Regions from separate parts of the Homo sapiens genome. Here region 2 is linked to region 1. Evidence: chromatin loops called from intact Hi-C (ENCODE). Cell type or tissue: pancreas. All regions are shown on one strand. Links, peaks and the distances in the headings refer to the core of each region. The heading gives the core; the rest is flanking DNA. Region 1 overlaps ANKRD34C-AS1 (ANKRD34C antisense RNA 1). Region 2 overlaps CTSH (cathepsin H).

The links. Peaks named below come from ENCODE experiments on the same cell type or tissue, not always from the same donor. Only the 100,000 strongest peaks of a DNase experiment are listed, where the experiment ranks them.
Region 2: it touches region 1 in a loop (3.0-fold over the local background); 39 of 110 quality-filtered maps call a loop at or near these places.

What each region holds. Positions count from the first base shown.
Region 1 is chr15:79,190,520-79,200,669 of GRCh38, forward strand. It overlaps ANKRD34C-AS1 (ANKRD34C antisense RNA 1), which reads right to left. Exons shown (of 2, transcript NR_038997.1): 2 at 1,188-1,583. Among named protein-coding and RNA genes, the nearest start is that of MIR184, 14 kb to the right of the region's middle. RefSeq lists an enhancer at 6,672-7,205. In pancreas, for the core only: no CTCF peak of the experiment used is centred there; no DNase peak of the experiment used is centred there; H3K27me3 peaks cover 410 bases.
Region 2 is chr15:78,919,861-78,928,921 of GRCh38, forward strand. CTSH (cathepsin H) reads right to left here. Exons shown (of 12, transcript NM_004390.5): 9 at 7,853-7,921; 10 at 5,474-5,580; 11 at 3,133-3,258; 12 at 1,198-2,345. The coding sequence ends at 2,270. Among named protein-coding and RNA genes, the nearest start is that of CTSH, 21 kb to the right of the region's middle. RefSeq lists an enhancer at 5,499-5,548. In pancreas, for the core only: no CTCF peak of the experiment used is centred there; DNase peaks (open chromatin) are centred at 5,384, 7,383 and 8,946.

The DNA of each region.
Region 1 (10,150 bases), core at 1,065-9,064:
TTCCTTGGCACAACTCCCCGTAGCTTCGAAGACCAAGACCAGAGAACATGCTGTCTGGGAAGGCTTCTGACTCCAGGGAGGGAGTGAAAGCAAGTTTCCAAACCAAGGTTGAGTCAACTAAAGTATAGTCACCCCTGGAGTCAGCATGTGACATCCAGGATAATTAGGTTTTCCCATTCTCTTCTTTTTTAGTTTAGATAACAACTCTCGGGCTGTCTGCATTTCACTGTGTGAATAGGTTAAGAAACCCTATTTATAAGTTTAATGACAATCTTATTCTGGGAAAAAAAATACAAATTTGAGCATGCTTTGCTTCTAACTGGGGTTGGCAGGCTTTTCCTGTAAAGGGCCAGGTGGTCAATATCTTAGGCTTTGTGGGCCACACAGTCTCTGTCTCAACTGCTCAACTTGGCCTTTGCAGTATGAGCACAGCATAGGTGATACCCAAACAAATGGGTGTGGTTGACTTGGCCTCGGCCCCAGGGTCACAGTTGACCTGCACCTCTCTCTTGGATTTGAAGACAAGCGTCAGGTGGCTGTAACTAATGCTGACTGGCAGGCGGTGGCTGTGTGGACCGCTGTGATGGGAAGAAGCCCAAGGCCTCGGGCAGGTTTGGTGGGAAGGGTGGCTGGGTTTAGTGATGTTTGCCACTGGCCAGGTAGGGAGGACGGCAGCTTCGTGCCCTGTGTTTGTAGCCCTGCCTGGCAGCTCTGAGTGGGAGAGAGTGAGCTGGATTACAATGCACACAGGCAGCAGGTCAGTGGAAAGGGAGTTTTTGGAATGGGGGCGGCACTGTGCAAGGGCGGAAAGGACACTTTTTGTTTGGACACTGTCATTTACTCTCTGTGAATCTTTCAGATATCTATCTATCTATCATCTGTATCTATCTATATCTATCTATATCTTTTTTGAGACCGAGTTTCACTCTTGTCGCTCAGGCTGGAGTGCAGCGGTGTGATCTCAGCTCACTGCAGCCTCTGCGCAGGTTTAAGTGATTCTCCTGCCTCAGCCTCCTGAGTAGCTAGGATTACAGGCACCCTCCACCATGCCTGGCTAATTATTCCACTTCAATTCACATGGCTCCCAGAAGCACCACACTCCTCACTACCCTCTTCTGACCCTGCCAGTACCAGGATACTTCCCCCAGTAAAGCAACATCGTCGTCGAGGAACGCCACAGCACACCCTGCACCAGAGCCCCCCGAGCACCAGGGCTGCACATGCAGCTTTGACACTGATTTTGATGAGCAGCTCTCTGTCCCTGGGCCACCCCATAGCTCCTGAGCCCTCCTAACCCTGGTCCTTTTCAGTGAGATGCCACCTTTATCACATCACTGGGAGAACACAAGGAGGCACATTTCTAACAGTGCCCCAAGCAGCCATGACTTTGAGCTCTAGTCATGCCAGATTTTCAGGCTTCAGCCCTTCTTTAGACGTCGGCTCCTCCCAGGATGTGCACAAGGACGGTGTCCTGGTCACTTTGGGCCTCTGCATTTGCTGTTTCCTGCTGGCCTCTGCTCCTCTCCCTGGGCCTCTGTGTCCACTGGTGTCCCTCTGGCCACAGCTGCTGCCACTGTGCAGGCCTGGGGTGGGGACAAGAGAGGAGACATCCTTTATGATTCCATCGCAAGCACAGGGCCCCTTAATTTCCAAAGTGGCGCAGAAACCAGCTTGTAAATTTTGATGAGACTATACAAAACTTTCAGGATCAAGTTTCACAACAGAGAGTTGTGATTTGATGTGATGGTCTCCTTGCCTAGCACTGGGCCTCTCTCAGGCCGTGGGCCTCACTTCGCAGTGTGAGAGCCTCATAAGCCGTCTGCAGTCCCTAGAATCCAGACTCCATGCCTGACACCCTGGTCCCAGGCTGATGGTGACAGCAGAAACGGTCACTGTCTTCAACAGAAATCCCGCCCACAGTGTCGGCTCCTCTCCTGACCCCAGTAGGGACGTGGCATCAGAATACAGGAATGTGAGATCAGCCTGCCTCCAAAAGCCAAGAGGGTCTTAGTTTTGAATGCTTGGTGTGCAGGACATTGACTGCACATTCCAGGTTGAATTTCCCACCTGCAGGCTCTGCTTGCCTATTTATAGAAGTGCCTCTAACACAGGGCAAAGATGGCGTTTCCCCAGCCTCAGATTGCCTGTTATCTAAGCTTCGTAAAGGCACACACACAGCTTCTCAAGCACCAGCAACTGTATGCAAGCCCAGGACAGTGCCAATCCAGTGGAAAACACAGGAATGCTTCTTGGTGCCTGGGAAGAACCAAGTCTGCAGAGCAGATGCTCACTCAAACACGAACCACATGTAACATTACCCGACACGACACAGAGCTTCTTAAGAAAGGCAGCTGCGGTTTTTCAACTGCGGCTGCACAGTACAATTAATCACCTGGGGAACACTTGAAATGACTGATGTCCGAGCCACACTCAGAGCGACAGAGTCAGAAGCTCTTAAAGGGTTGGCCCAGGAACTGGCATTTTCAAAAAGCTCCCAGATGATTCTGTTGTGCAGCATGTGCTGGAACCTGTGCTCTGAAATGCCAACATCCAGATGACTGGTGGTGTTAGTCAGAATAAGCTGGGTTCTAGAATAAGCTGGGTTCTCCTACAGTCACTCATAAATCCCAGTATTTTAGTGGCCTATCACAACAAGGGTTCATTTTTCCTTCACACTGCCTGTCCATTAAGGGTCAGCAGGAGACTCCACTCCACACAGGGAGCGAGTCACGGAGGCTTTGTTACTGTGTGACGGACGGCATTCTCTTAAATACTTGCTTCCTTGGTTGCCATGGCAGGGGAAGAGACATCTGGAAGGTCACACCAGGCTCTTCTAGGTTTTAGGCTGAAAGTAGCACCTGTCACTCTCTGCCATAGCCCCGGCCAGAGCTGGTCACATGGCTCTGGCCGGCAATAAGGCAGCTGGCAAGGAGGTGGTGGTGGGGATGAGCAGGAGGCTGATGGATGTTTGATGGATGCCATTGTTTCTGCCACACTGGTGTTTTACACATCTTGTCCCCCAGTATTGACTTGGTGCTTACTTGACTGAAGGGTCATTTCAGGAAATTATGCCAGAAGGAAAAACCAGCCAGCCTTAACATAGTGGTCAGGTTTAAGTCTCCATCACTTGGAGCTGCCTGCCATTTTGGCATTTTTGTAGCTTCCAAAAATCCCACCAGAGTTTGACAGAAAATGTAGATATTTTGCTTTGTTACTTATGTGCACAGTCAGCCATTTCAGGACTTTCCATTGATTTGTCGTTTCTCACATTGACAGTGCACTGTTTTAAGTATTGAAGCTTTGCAGGGCATATTGATACATTATAAGCTCAGTTACCTCTCAGTGCTTTTGTATTTCGGATATTATCTTGTTTTTTTTCTTTACTCATTTTTCATTGTACAAACTTTAAAAATAAGTGTTATAAAATTTGGTTATGATTTCTATTGGGATTAGACATCTTTATAATATAATCTTCTGCCTCAAGGAAATGCCCTATATTTCTAATTATTAAAATCTTCTGGCTGGGCACAGTGGCTCATGCCTGTAATCCCAGCACTTTGGGAGGTTGAGGCAGGTGGATCATTTGAGGCCAGGAGTTTGAGGCTGCAGTGAGCTATGATGGTGCCACTGCACTCTAGCCTGGGTTACAGAGCGAGACCCTGTCTCTAAATAAATAAATAAAGTCTTCCCCTGACTTTCTCAATGAATGTTAGCATTTTTTTCTTATAGGACTTACATATTTCTTACTAAGTTTATTTTCATATATACACATTCACATACCTATATATACATATATTCATATGAAATGTGTATAGCATATTTTCCCATCATATTTTCTAATTATAGATGATATTTAGGAATGTTATTGATATTTATATATTCTTTATAGAACAATCAACTTTATTAAACTTGAATGGATTTTTTTTCCAGGTAGAAAATCATATTGCCTGAAAATGAGTATAGTTTTGTCATCTTCTCTCTTATAATTTTGCATCCGATTTGTTACCAGGCCTTATGGCATTGACCAAGCCCTTCAGAACAATGTTTCACAACAATAGGACCGGCTGTGTTCTTGTCTTAGTCCTTATTTTAATGGTAACAACTGCAGTGTTTCCTGTTGATTGCTATTTTTGGATAGATATTTTAGTATCTCACGAAAGCATTCTTCTAATCTTAGTCCCCACAGTATTTTTTTCATCATTAGTAGTAAATATTAGATTTTATGAAATACTTTTTGCCATCTATTGATATGATGTGTGCTTTTTTTTTGCCTTTTTCTTTTATATCCTTTTTATGGTCCGGTTGATGTAATAGTAAAAATTAAAAAAAAATCATTGTATTTAATCCTTGAGGAATAAAGACAACTCTTGGCTTCACATTCAAGACTTTTTAAAGATGGACTCCAAACTGACTTGTCCAGTCTCCCATCCCATCATCTCTCCAAACTCACATCAGCTGCACCTGATGACAGGCATGACCCAAAACCTGTAAAGTGTTTTGCAGCCCCTCATGCTGTTCACTTTGTCTGAATTGCAGTATCATTATCTTCCAAATGGGGACCCCCTGAACAATCTTCTAGGGTGATGCCCCTGTGAAATCACCACTCTCAAATGTGTCCTGAGCTGGACAATGAATGACAATATATGGTCACCCTCTCCTAGGATAAATTGTCCCTGCTCTCAACCCCCTAAAGGGTTGGATGTCTCCCTTCTGCACAGCATACCTTCCTGGACATATTTTCACCATAGCTTTCTGCTCCCCAGCAGCAGTGAGCTGGCACACAGTAGGCACTCTAAGCCCTAGCCAGGGGTGTTAGTGGAATGAAAGAATGTTACGACCTCATTTTTAAAATAAGAGGAGCTGTCCTTGCAGGGCACCTCCCTCCTCAGCATGTGCCCACAGAAGCTTTCCTGATGGGTAGCCCTAGGCCACGCTGCTAGCTGCTCAGCCAGCACCCACAGAGAAGTGAAGACAGGAAGGGACTCCTGCAGGGAAATTGCTGGGGCCGTTGGGAAATGTATGCTGTGGGCTTGGAGCCTGCGAAATGGGGAGAGAGGAGAGGAGAGGGTCTGGAAGGTGGAAGGAAGGGATGTAGGACAGAAAGAAGAAAAAAGAGGAATGGAGCAAGAGAAAAGAGAAGAAAATGGCAGATGAGGGAAAGAGGGAGAGAAGAAGACAGAAATGGAGGAGGAGGAAAGGAGGCAGCAAGGCTATGCCCTGCTCGTCGCTCTCACACAGCTATTTTGGGGGGTGCTAATTTCCTGGCTATTTGGGGAAACTTTGCAGGCATATTCACTTATCTTGAATGTTTTGGGCTTCACCAGCCTATGACTGCAAAATAAGGTCACATTCCTTTTAACTAGTCAAACGAAAATAGGATAAAAGCTCTACTGCCTGTGATGTTAGACTCCCCTGAAGAGGTCCGATGGCCCTATTTCTGGGGGTTCCTTGGGGTGCAGTTCCCTGTTTGCTCAGAGGGTGGTGCCGGTCAAGGCTTTGCACCCTGGTCCCTCTTCCTGTGCTCGGGGCTGCCTCTGGGGTTGTGACCCTGGGAGGTCCTCTTCTTGGAAGCCTCCACCATTCCAGTGATTCCCCTGCACCCGCCACCCTGAACTCAGGGGAGAGGGACTGTGTTCCCTTTTCACTCCTCAGGCTCTCCTCTCAACTTCCCAAACTGCACAGCTGGCTCCAGGCCCTAATTACTGATGAGGCTTTCCTGAGAGTTGAGTGAAAATGAATAAAAATTAGGAGATATACCTAATGTTAAATGACGAGTTAGTGGGTGCAGCACACCAACATGGCACATGTATACACATGTAACAAACCTGCACATTGTGCACATATACCCTAAAACTTAAAGTGTAATAATAATAAAATTTTAAAAAAATAAAATTAAAAAAATTAAAAAAAAATAGATGAATGGATAAAGAGAAAAAAATAAAATGAATGCATGAATGAAAAAAAAAAAAAAAAGAAGCACGGCCTAGGACGTCACTTACAAAGATGCTAATCTTTAAGGTCCTTCCCTGGGGACTTCCCAGCCTGGCCCCCACCCTGCAGGCATTCAGCAGGGCCCCCCTCTACTCCTCCCTTATTCCCCACAGCCATGTGGCCCCTGAGATGAGGCCATTTTTCCTCCTCTGAGACCCGCCGCTGGAGTCTGTATTCGTCTCCCATGACTGCCGTAACAAATGACCATAAATCTGGTGGCTTAAAACAATAGAAATTTATTCGCCCAGTTCTGGAGGCCAGACGTTCAGGATTGAAGGGTTGGCAGGATTGGTTCCCTCCGGAGGCTCTGAGGGAGAAACTGTCCCTTGTTTCTCTCCTAGCTTGTGGCAGCTGGGGCCATGCTTGGGGCTCCCTTGGCTTGTTGAGGCACCACTCCAACCTCTGCCTCCATCTTCACATGGTCCTTTTCTCTGTGTGTCTTAAATCTCCCTCTCCTTATTCTTGTAAGGACAACAGTTATTGGATTTAGGGCCTACCCTAAATAAAGGATGATCTCATCGCAAGAGCCTTAACTTACTTACATCTGCAAAGACTCTATTTCCAAATAAGGTCACATTCACAGGTACCAAGGGTCAAGACTTGGACATATTTATATTTTCTGAGGCCACAATTCAACTCACCACAGAGTCCTTTTTTCCTATTTCAGGGTGGGCATTTTCTAGGATGAAGGGCTGTTATTCCTATATCAGCTACAAGTACGTGGTCTTGCTCTTTGATCCCCAGAGACAACTAAATTACATTGAACACACGAGTCCGATATCCATTCTTGTTATACACATCCTTTTAAAGGACACTTGGAGTGGCTTGCAGGGTGAACTGGGTGGACAGGGGCGCCCTAACCATCAGAAGGATAGTTCATGTCATAAACAGAAGGGTATGAGACACTAAATCCTCATGGAAGAGGAGCAGCAGGGGTAACAGTGGTCGTTAACTCCCGCATTGTAAAGGCAGCAGACTGGGAGCTGGAAGGGGGCAGCCAGAGATTCCGCGAATGCCTTAGGATGGCTCTAGCTCACCAAAGCTTGAATCCGTTAATGACCAGGTGCTGATAGTAGAATTAGAAGAGGCTGCCATGGTCACACAGTCCAGCTTTTCCTAAACTGTGCCTGCCAAGGACTAAGAATGTTGCAGCAGGCATTAAATAGGAGAGGGGATGGGGGAAGAGTTAATTATGTGATCAAACCAGCAGAGAACACCAGAGTTAAGCAAAGATGAATGCATTTCCATCGTGAAGAACTTCTTGGTATCTTAAGCCAAGGGTTGCAAATGGAAATGTCTACAGGGGCCAGACAAGTAGTGGGGATGACAGGGACCATAGTGACCAGACAGGGACTGTGGGACACTGGGGAGTGTCAGCCCTGTCTTTGAGGGCAGGCATCATTGTACAGGCACTTCTGATCTGATGTTAGGAGGGGTTGAGGCTGCTGAGGTAAGGAGTCCAAGGCAAAATACACAAATGCCAGGGAGGATTAGGCAATAAAATTTCAAAAAGAGCCCATGTGGCAAACTGAGCCAAGAGAAAGTGATCACCATAATGGGCATTGCACACAGCCCTGCTTCCCTCTGCAGCCTGCAGCATTCGGCTGCTTTAGTGCATTTTGCAAACTTGTCGGTGCAAAACATCGATATGTCAGGAAAAGCTGAGTAGGAACCCGAGCTCTGCAACAGAGCAACAACTTTCTTCCACTCACTGGTTCTGCTCACCAGTTAGTATGAGCTATCTTACGTTGCAGCCGAGTAGACTATACTCTTGTCCCAGTTCCCCTGCTGAAGACCTGAGTTTAGATGCTGGCTCAGGCTTCCCCACTTATTAGTTATGTGACCTTGAGCATGATTCTAAACCTTTGTAAATCTCCATTTCTCTGTTTCAGCTATTCATTGGTGTGTAACAACCCATCCCCAAACAGTGTCTTAAATGAATAACAATAATTTATTTTTCTTCATCAGGAGTTAAGTGAGCTCAGCTCGGCGGTTCTCAGGATCTCGCAGGTGGTTGCAGTCACTCAGTGGCTGGGACTGGGCTGGGGTGTTCTCAATGTCATCTTCACCCACATGTCTGGCTCCTGAGCTGGGGAGATTCACACAGCTGGGGCTGGAATAGCTGGGGCTCCTCAAGCATCCCTTTTTCCACATGGTCTCTCCGCCTGGTGGCCTCCAGGCAGACTCCTGACGTGGCGGCCCAGGGTTCCCAGAGCAAGTGTCCCAAGAAAGCCTGGCAGAAGCTCTGTGGCCTTTTTTATCCCAGCCCTGGGAGTCACACAGTATGACTTCCACCTCATTTTATTCATTGAGGCATCCACAGAGGCTCATCCAGACTCAAGGAGAGGGGACATGGACTCCACCTCTTAATGGAGTGAGTGTCAAAGAATCTGTGGGCTCTTTTTTTTTTTAATTTTTAGTTTTTGAGGGTACATAGTAAGTGTATATATTTATGGGTTACATGAGATGTTTTTATAAGGCATGCAATGCGTAATAATGACATCATGGAGAATGGGGTATCCTTCTCCTCAAGCATTGATCCTTTGTGTTACAAACAGTCCAGTTATACTTTTTTAGTGATTTTAAAATGTACCATTAAATTATCGTTGGCTATGGTCACCCTGTTTTGCTATGGAATAGTAGATCTTATTCATTCTTTTAATTTTTTGTACCAATTCACCATCTCCAACTCCCCCCAGCCCCTTCACTACCCTTCCCAGCCTCTGGTAACCATTCTTCTACTGTCTATCTCCATGAGTTCAATTGTTTTGATTTTTAGCTCCCACAAATCAGAGAGAACATGTGATGTGCTTGTCTTCCTGTGCCTGGATTATTTCACTTAACATAGTGACCTCTACTTTCATCCACGGTATTGCAAATGACAGGATCTCATCGTTTTTGATGGCAGAATAGTACTCCATTGTGTGTACCTACCATGTTTTCTTTATCCACTCATCTGTTGATGGACACTTAGGTTGTTTCCAAGTGTACACATGTTTTAAAACCACTACATTATCCAGTAAATGGGGCCAATATTACCATTTCCCATAGAATGGAAGCACCACAGTTTATTTCACCTGATTTTTCTTTTCTTTCTTCTTTCTTTCTTTCTTTCTTTCTTTCTTTCTTTCTTTCTTTCTTTCTTCTTTCTTTCTTTCTTTCTTTCTTTCTTTCTTTCTTTCTTTCTTTCTTTCTTTCTTCCTTTCTCTCTGTCTCTCTCTTTCTTTCTCTCTTTCTCTCTTTCTTTTTTGATAGAGTTTCACTCTTGTTGCCCAGGCTGGAGTGCAATAAAAATATCTTGGCTCACAGCAACCTCCCAACCCCCCCGGGTTCAAGCAATTCTCCTGCCTCAGCCTCCCGACTAGCTGGGATTACAGGCGTGCACTACCATGCCCAGCTAATTTCTTTTGTATTTATTTATTTATTTGCACCACCACACCCAGCTAATTTCTTTTGTATTATTTATTTATTTATTTTTATTTTTATTTTTTAGTAGAGACGGGATTTCTCCATGTTGGTCAGGCTGGTCTCAAACTCCCGACCTCAGGTGATCCGCCTGCCTCAGCCTTCCAAAGTGCTGGGATTACAGCATGAGCCACCACGCCTGGCCTATTTCACCTGATTTCTAAAAGCAGCCATTTTCGTTATTCCAGTGTTTTGGCCATTATACATAATGGTGAAGGGAACATCTCTGTGCATAGTTTTTTCTTTTCTATCTTCTGCTATTTGCATGGGGCTTCCAAGAAGGGAGATTGCAGGATCAAAGGGTAGGAACGTTTTAATCCAGTCTTCAGTTTTCAAGCATCTTTGAAGATATGGTGAGAAGCCTCCCAGGCTGAATCACACTTTCCACACCTTGGCTGTGTGTGTACATGGGCTGTGTGCGTATTTTGGGGCCTGGACTGAATGTGATTTTTGCTTGCTTACTTTTCGCCTTCACAATGCATAATAAAAATGCTTTTGCTTGAACACAGATAGGTTCAAAACCTAAAAACAGCTCCTGTGTGCTGCAGGGGAAGGTTATCTTTTTGTGAAATTCTGATGTGTCCAACTGGGGACAGGACAAAGCAGAGGGGACATGGAGGGACCCTGATCTGTAGGCAGTTAGTGGAGTTACAGGCCCACACTCACTCTGAGTAATGTTCCTCAGCCTTTTAGA
Region 2 (9,061 bases), core at 1,062-9,061, 270 kb before region 1:
GCAACAGTGTGAGACTCTGTCTCAACAACAACAACAAAAGAATATGGTGGCTCTCCATTTATCTAAGTCTTCCTTTATAGTGTTATTAATTTAGTAATTTTCTTCATATAAGACTTTTTGGTGGTTATTCCTAGCTGCTGGTTTTGTTGCAATAGTAAAGTTGCAATAGTAACAAAAAATAGTGTATTTTTTCTGAGTTTTTGATTTTTTTTTCTGGTATCCAGCCACTTTCAGAACTCTTTCATTAGTTCTAAGTTTTGTTGATTCTCCTGAATGTTTTTAGCCACATTATCATGCTGTCTGCAAATATTAATTGGGTTTATTTATCACAGCAGCCAGATCTTCCAGATAGATGTAAGCAAGAATGGTACCCTTAGACTTATTTGCCATGTATCTTCAATGGGAATCCTTTTATACCACTGACTTCAATGGGAATCCTTTTATACAACTGACCATTGATTTGAGAATCTTTGTCAAATTCAGAAATTATGCTTTCAGGCTGGGTGCGGTTGCTCACACTCCTGTAATCCCAGCACTTTGGGATCACTTGAGGTCAGGAGTTCGAGACCAGCTTGACCAACATGGTGAGACCCCATCTCTACTAAAAATACATAAATTAGCCAGGAGTGGTGGTGCATGCCTGTAATCCCAGCTATTCAGGAGGCTGAGGCAGGAGAATCGCTTGAACTGGGGAGGTGGAGGTTGCAGTGAGCTGAGATCACACCACTGCACTCCAGCCTGGGTGACAGAGTGAGACTACATCTAAAAAAAAAAAAAAAAAAAGAAAGAAAAAGAAATTATGCTTTCATTTCATGTTAGTTTTTTTTTAAATCTAGAATAGAATTCCATCCAATGAAGTCTATTATTATTATTATTTTTTTTTTGAGGCTGGAGTGCAGTGGCATGATCTCAGCTCACTGCAACCTCCATCTCCCAGGCTTAAGCGATTCTCTTGCCTCACCCTCCCGAGTAGCTGGGACTACAGGTGTGCACTACCACTCCTGGCTAAATTTTTTTTTTTGTATTTTTATTAGAGACGGGGTTTCACCATGTTGGCCAGGCTAGTCTCAAACTCCTGACCTCAGGTGATCCACCTGCCTCGGCCTCCCAAAGTGCTGGGATTATAGGCGTGAGCCACCATGCCTAGCAAGGTGATTGTTTTTTGTCTTATACAGTTGTGGTCTTATGTTACTAGAATTTTCTAATAAATTAAACTATATTTGCATTATCTAAATAAGCCTTATCATGAACATATATATTTTTCAAATATTCTCAAGCCTTTAGCTTTTCAGGAAGCCCAAATAAGATGACAGCTTTTATCATTAAGAAAGTCTGTGAGCCATAGGACAAAGAGCTGGTGGACTCCAGCTTGTTCTACAGACATCCCAGAGCCCGGAGGCTTCAGGAAGCAGCAGCAACTTCATGGCCGCCCTCTAAACAGAGATCAAGATTTCTCAAAAGGCAAGATAAGGGAAGGGATGGTGTGGAAACGACAGGAGCATCTGGGCACGTTTGAAATAAATAAGGGGTTGGTGAGGAAGGGGTGGGCAGTCTCATGTGGAGGTGGGGGGCAGAGTCTGAGTAGGAGTAGGCAGCTGAGACTGGGGAGGCCACACAGAGAAGTACAGGCTTCTGGGCTGACATTGTGGGTTTGAATCCTGCCTCTGCCGCAGCTTGGCCCGTTTTTCTCCTTCCTCCCCACCTCTCCACTCAGGTTTGGGACAAATAGTCAAGATCTCAAATTAAGCCTGCTCTTCATCCTGGATACCCCATCTGGTGGATAATACCGCCAGCACCCCCACCATCCTCCCAGCCAGAGCCTGGACACCCCCTGATGCCTCCCTCCTGGGAGACTGAGTGGCGAGGACAGACCTGGTTTGAGTCATGGCCCAGGACCAGCATGCTCCATCTGGGGAGGTGCTCACTCAATGTTTATTGAACAGCGAATACAGAAAAGACAGTCCCTGGAGCTCTATATGTGGAAAGTAGCCCTTCTGGACAGAAAGAATATTCGTGGTCCATGTGGTTTGAGTCTGTTAAGAAGGACACTAAGGCACATGGCTGGTGATCTTTGCGTCATAGACACGGGTGAGCTCATGGTGGAACTCCTCCTTGTCTGTAGGTTTCCAGGCTGGGCACAGAGGTGAGGGCAGAATGTTGGGGGTCCCAGTGGATCTCCCCACAACTTCCTCCAGGGCAGGATTTCCACCCAGGCCCAGGCTGCCCGTTCCTCTCCTTCTCCGCCAGTCTGCGCTGCGGCTGCCACGGCTCACACCAGAGGGATGGGGTAGGAGGCGCAGGCAGCCAGGCCACACATGTTCTTTCCGCGCTCGATGAGGAAGTACCTGGGCAGAAAGAGGAGCTGAGGCCCGGCCGGCGGTCTCCCCACCACAGGCCTTTCTAGAATGTTTTGCTGCTCACCAAGAGCTGACTTCAGGGGTGAGACCCTCTAAATTTATTCATAAAACAGTAGCATTCGGCTTATTTGATCACCGGCAAATCACGGACCTGACTTTGTGAAGAATTCATTCTTCCCTCTCCTTAGCTGCCAAATGAATGATCCATATCCCACTTCTCCCGAAAATTTACCGAGGGCCCCCTCTTAGCCCTGGCCGGGCCCTCACACAGCTATTTTATCACCAGGAGCCCGAGGGAACAGGAAAGCTCTCCTTTTCAGACAAGGACATGGAATCTGGGAGGACAGGACAAAGGCACAGCAGCATATACACCCAGGCCGCCCCATGCCAGCCTTTTCTCCCGGAAGGAGGGGCTGTCAGTGATCAGGGGTACATTTGTTGCTTTGATTTCTCAAAGACGGACCCTCCCAGACACTGATTTCGTGCCAGCAGAGTTCCAAGTTCTGAGCTGTTTTCCTAGCAGTCCTTCTGAGCCAGCTGGCCTCCTGCTCTCCCTGCAGCGTCCTAAAGACCTGGGGCCCTGTGAGGGCTGCAAATGGGGGCTTGGAAATGTGGAGGCTACATTCTCATGCTCCCTTTCCCCCTGGCCTGGCCTAGGGCTTGGCTGACCAGCTCGTCTGTGGAAGCCGTAACTCTGAGGTGGAAGTGATGCCCCCAGGGCCTCCAGGCCTGAGCAACATCCCCCTCCCAGAAGTGGGACCTGGGAGCTGCTTACCCGTTCATTCCCCACTGGGGACCCCAAGAGTTTTTCACGATCCAGTAAGGGATCCCATTTTTTTCTCCATACCCAACAGCCAGTACTGCATGGTTTACTTTATCTGGAGTTTTATGGCAGGAAGTACTGGAAAACAAAATTCAAAAAGAGGTGATCATATGGGAAGGATAAAAGCAATGACAGTCCCATCCAACAACGCCTCTTTGAGCGCTTTAGAGCAATGTTCCCCACAGCGGACCAGGGAGGCATGTAAGGTGGTGATGTAATCACATTTAGTCTCCGTGAGAGAACTCCTTTCAGTTCTTTTTTTCTTTTGAGACGGAGTCTCACTCTGTTGCCCAGGCTGGAGTGCAATGGTGCAATCTCTGCTCACTGCAACCTTCACCTCCAGGGTTCAAACGATTCTCCTGCCTCAGACTCCCGAGTAGCCTGATTACAGGCGTGCACCACCACACCCAGCTAATTTTTGTATTTTGGGTAGAGACAGGGTTTCATCATGTTGGCTAGGTTGGTCTCGAGCTCCTGACCTCAGGTGATCCACCCACCTCGGCCTCCCAAAGTGCTGGGATTGCAGGTGTGAGCCACCGCACCCGGCCCTTTCAGTTCTTTTGGTTCTTCTGCTTCTGTCAGGAGAATCTCCATATGGTGCTGGCCCGTGTCTCACCCCTGACACTTTCTACTCCCTCTTTCCTGGCAAGGAGAGAGCCACCTTCCTGCTGCACCTTCTGTAGGCAACAGTGTCTGGCAGACTTTAACACAGCTTTGCTTTGTTGCCACTGCATTTATTAAATATTACTTTATACCTATGGCAAAAATACAACTTTTTCTGTTTACAAAAGTGAACTAGCCTCCATAAGGAAATTCCAAGAAATTCAAGAGAACAAACTGCAGTGGTCAGGTGTGAATTCAGCTGATGTGTAAGTGGGCCATAGGCTCGCGCCAGGGCCAGGTGCCGGGATCCAGGCAGCATGCATAACTGTCCCTTGGAAGCCCTGTTTGGCAGGGAGCAGGTTGGCAAAGAGGCTGCTTCTCTACAGTGGCCTGAGGGCTCTGACAGTGGGAGGGCGACAGAGCCCCCAGGAGGTGGGGGGGATCCAACCCAGCGGGGGGGGGGGGGAGGGTGGGCAGGGTGGGTCAGGGAAGGCTCCCTGTGGAGGCGGGGAACGCCCATGGAACTGCGAACCCTTCTGCGTGGCTGGGGTGGGGGCTGCAGGGTGGAACGGCGGGGACGGGTTTGATGGCAGATGAGTGTGGAAAAAGAGGGAGGACCAGATCATGAGGGTCCCCCTCAGGGTAGGACCCTGGGAAAGCAGGGACACTGGTGTGTTCAAAGGTTGGCGTTGGCAAGAGGAGTGTTTCAGAAGGCAGACAGCTCCCAGTGGAAGCTGGAACAGTGTGTGGGGGGTTAGGGGGTCCAAGGACAATGGTGACCAGGGCAGAGCCTCAGGGAGGGAGAGGAGAGCACAGACGTGAGTGACATTAGTGAGTGACGTTAACGGGCAGCAACTGATGAAGGGAGGGAAATGAGGCTGCAAACCAGGCAGGCGAAAAGGTGTGGGTGAGAGAAACCCCATAGTAAAGAGGCTAAAGCTTGGTTTTTCTGAAGAAGCCTGGGGTGACTCCTCCAGCACAGGATCCTAGTGTGTGAGGGCAGCTACTCTTCTCCCTATTTTACGTCTTCAAATCTTTAAACATGGGTATTTTTTTTTTTTTCTGAGACAGAGCTTTGCTCTGTCACCAAGGTTGGAGTGCAGTGGCACGATCTTGGCTTAGTGCTACTTCCACCTCCTAGGTTCAAGCCATTCTTGTGTCTCAGCCTCCCGAGTAGCTGGGATTATAGGCATGCACCACCACGCTGGCTTTTTTTTTTTTTTTGTATTTTTAGTAGAGATGGGGTTTCGCCATGTTGGCCAGGCTGGTCTTGAACTCCTGGCCTCAAGTGATCCACCTGCCTCGGCCTCCCAAAGTGCTGGGAGTACAGGCATGAGCCACCACGCCTGGCCTGAACATGGGTTTTTTTTAAACTGGAGGCAACTCTTCTGTTAAGGAGCACAAAGCTCTCAAATTTTGGCCCTAGCTCTCACTAGCCAGGTGGCCTGTGTCTGTCGTATCCCTTCTGACCACCTCTCCTTTGCTGTGAGAAGAGGCCATGGCTCCTGGCCCTTGGGGCTGTGTGAGGATTAACTGAGGGATGTGCAAAACGCCCAGCACCTGGCAGGTGTCATGAAGGGTCTGACACACAGGAGTCTGGGCCACGAGCCCAAGTCCCACGAGTGGGGTGTGAGGAGGCCCACCAAGCCCCTCCCCACTGTCCCTCCTGGCTCCTGGGACCCTGACTCACCTGGAGTAGATGCCGGTTCTATACATCATGAAGTCCTGAGTCACCTCAAAGGCAAAGCTCACAGGGTTGTAGAGGGCCACAGCCTCCACCATCGCTTCCTCGTCATACTGTGGAAACAGGACCGAGACAGAAACACATGGCCTGTCACCTCCCCACTCCTTTCACAGTACAGCCTTTTGCCTCAAGCTAGGGGCTAGAGGCCCAGAGCAGCATGGATGGCCAGAAGCAGCTCCCCTGCGGCCTCTCTCCCTTCCTGTCTCTGGCTGGGTCTGTCTGGCCATCTCTCGTTCCTCTCCCCAACTCTGCTCCTAGGAAACCCTGCACCCTCTGAGATAGGGACCACGGGGTACAGCGTGGACCTACTCATTCAGTCATTCACATCCATTCCCTGAGGTCCTCTCCTGGGCCAGCAGCTCTCACCCCTACACCCATAAACCCAGAGTCTACAAAGCTTTGCTGCTAGAACACAGGGGTTATAAACCATGGACGGGTAGGTCCCAGATGGCGGTGGAAACGAGAAGACCCATCCGAGGGCTGTGTGACTTCTGAGTAGAACCTGTCCCCTCCAAGGGGGAAGGTAGGTGGGGGGAAGTCAGGGTGGCTTCCTGGAGGCTGCAGCTTTGGAACAGAGCTGCAGAGACCAGGTGACAGCAGCAGGTAGAACCCCATGCAGAACCTTAAAAAAACCCCAAGTCCAGGCTGTGCCTCAGACCAACTACAACAGTATCTGCAGGGTGGGTCCCAGGCATTGGCACTTTTTGGAGCTTCTGGGTTGGGGGTGGCTGGGTTCAAGTGCACTAACCAAGAGACCTCTGGGAGCTGAAATGAGGGGGGAAGTTACCTGTGCTGAGGCCAGGGCCCTACTGAAGGAAAGCAAGTGCAGGAGGGACGGGGCGCCCAGCCTCCCTCAGTCCTGCCTCCCTAGAGGGGTGGACAGAGACCCAGCTGTGAAAAGCAAACAGGTGCCTGGCAAGGGAGTGCCCTCCTTCCTGGTATGTGGACAAGGCCTTGTGAGCCCAACAGGTCAGGGCATATCTGAGACATGGAGGGCACAGAGGCCAGCCCAGCACAGGGGCGATGACTTCTGCAGGTGGCACCATTTCCACCCCATGGGCCTGCCCAAGAGGGCTGAATGCTAGTTCTGGCCTGGTCGTCAGGGCCCTGCAGGTGTCACCAATGAGGCTCTCCTGGGGACCATGCAAAGGGATACCTTTGAGGCCCAAATTCACCTGTCCTTGGGATATCATGGCCCAGAGCAGCCAGCTTGAGTGACAGCAGCAACATTCTGAAGAGGGTGACATCCTGAGTACAGGATTTGCGCTGTATGTTGTCAAGGCAATGAGCCCTGGTTCTGGAATGACACATTCTTAGTTCAAATCCAGCATCTATTTCCTAGCTCTGTGGCCTTGGGCACATTACTTAACCACTTGGAGCCCCCGTTTCCTCACCTGTCAAATGAGGTAATAAGGATACTCATCTCCTAGGGCCAGTTCGGGTCTAGAGGGGATAGTGCGTATTGAGGGTTGGTACAGCACCTAGAAGTACTCCATCAAGTTAAGATGTTATTGCTGAGAGCTTGGCACATGCTTCAACTAAATGGCAGCCGCTGTCATTACACAGACATCACGTTTGTGAACTGTACATACATTCGTGGGCGCACACACAACCTAAGCGATATTCCTCCACTCCTCACACACCCTCCCACACTTGCATGCATGCACACTGCAGTCACGAAGGCGTTCATTCACGTTCCAGTTCTCTCTGGGAGAAGCAGGGTAAGACCACACTTCCCTATTCACTTGAGGTCAACTGTGACTGGGCGGCTTGTTTTGGCTTTAGAGCTAGGGCATCATTTACCACCTTCTTTCCCTCTAGTCCTGGCGTGAGGCCAATGACACGGAGCACACACCACCCTCCCTAAGCTGTGCATGGGCGCAGGAGTGCCACACACCCTTTGACTGTTGTCAGCCATGCAGATTGGGCACGGTTGTTATTGCAACAGAACCTGGCTCATCCTGAGTGACACACACTCACCCTCCTCAGTTTCACACACGCTGTGTCAAGCACGTGCTCATACCCTCTTCTGCAGGATGCGGACAATTGCTTGCATTTTACAAGCAAGAAAACAGAACCAAAAGAATGAAGGCATGTGTGGATCTGGAGTTCAGAACCAGAGGGCCTGCCTGCCAGTTTGCGCTCTCCCTCCCATCTCCTGCCTCGCCACCATCACAGCGACTGAGACCCAGGGATAATATGAACTCGTCAAAGGGATGTGCTGCCAGAAGGGCTGCCTTGCTGGGCCCACTGGCTATCCGACAGCATGAGAGAGGCCTCCTCATCAGGACACATTCCCCATCCCAGAGGGGGATCGGCACTCACGATTGTGATGTTGGCTACATCCTTGACAAAGCCGATGGCCTTTCCAGGTTGGAACTTGCAATAACCATCCTGTTGAGGATGCAAAGGGCATGAAATACAGGTTATGGACCCGAAGTCTCAGCCTCCCCACGCAGTTCAATAACATTTACTAAACAAAACAAGATGTGCCAGGGCCTGGGGGATGGGATAATTTCAGAGAGAATTAAAGCATCCTTGTCCTCAAGGAGCTTAGGGTCTGGTAGCAGATGGTCCTGTGCTGGCTTTGGCAGAGGTGGGCACACATGGTGTGTGGTGGGAGCCTGAGGAGGGGCCTCACCCGGCCTGAGGAAACTCACTGAGAAGTGGAGGCCGAGTCAGAGCCTGTGAGGCAGGGGAGTGGGGACAGTCTCAGCCCAAAAAACAATGCTGGCAAGAGGCAGGTGCAGGGGTAAGGTCACAAGGAGGGAAGCGCAGCCCTTTCAAGGCAGGAGAGAAGGCAGCAGGACAAGGGACAGAACTAGAGGGAGGGTAGGACCTGGCATTTAGGAACCAGCATGTGGCTGGGCCTGGGCGTGAGGTTAAGAAGGGAGAGTTGGCCGGGCACGGTGGCTCACGCCTGTAATCACAGCACTTTGGGAGGCCGAGGCGGTAGATCACGAGGCCAGGAGTTCAATACCAGTCTGGCCAAGATGGTGAAACCCTGTCTCTACTAAAAATATAAAAAGTTAGCTGGGCGTGGTGGCGGGTGCCTGTACTCCCAGCTACTCAGGAGGCTGAGGCAGATAACTGCTTGAACTCGGGAGGCGGAGGTTGCAGTGAGCCGAGATTGCGCCATTGCACTCCAGCCTGGGCAACAGAGCAAGACTCCGTCTCAAAAAAAAAAAAAAAAAAAAAAAAAGAAGGGAGAGTAAAAGAGACAGGGAGACTGAGTTGGAGTCTGGGCTTTCTCCCGAAGGCCGCATGGAGCCTCGGCGGCATTCTGATCGAGGCAGGCGTGGGGTCTGAGCTGGGTTTGAGAGGCCTGGGGGAGGCCACCCTCAGGGGTCTGGATGGAGGCCCCGGTCTGAGTGGTCAGCGACACAGATGGGCCAAGGGAGTCATGTGAGGTCTGTGGTGGTCAGCAGGCTGGCGGCAGGGTGGGGTGGAGAGGGGGACCGGCCCAACAGGACTGTGGACACCTGGGAAATTCTGAGGGAGGCCAGTGCTGCTCATCACCACGAGGGGAAATAA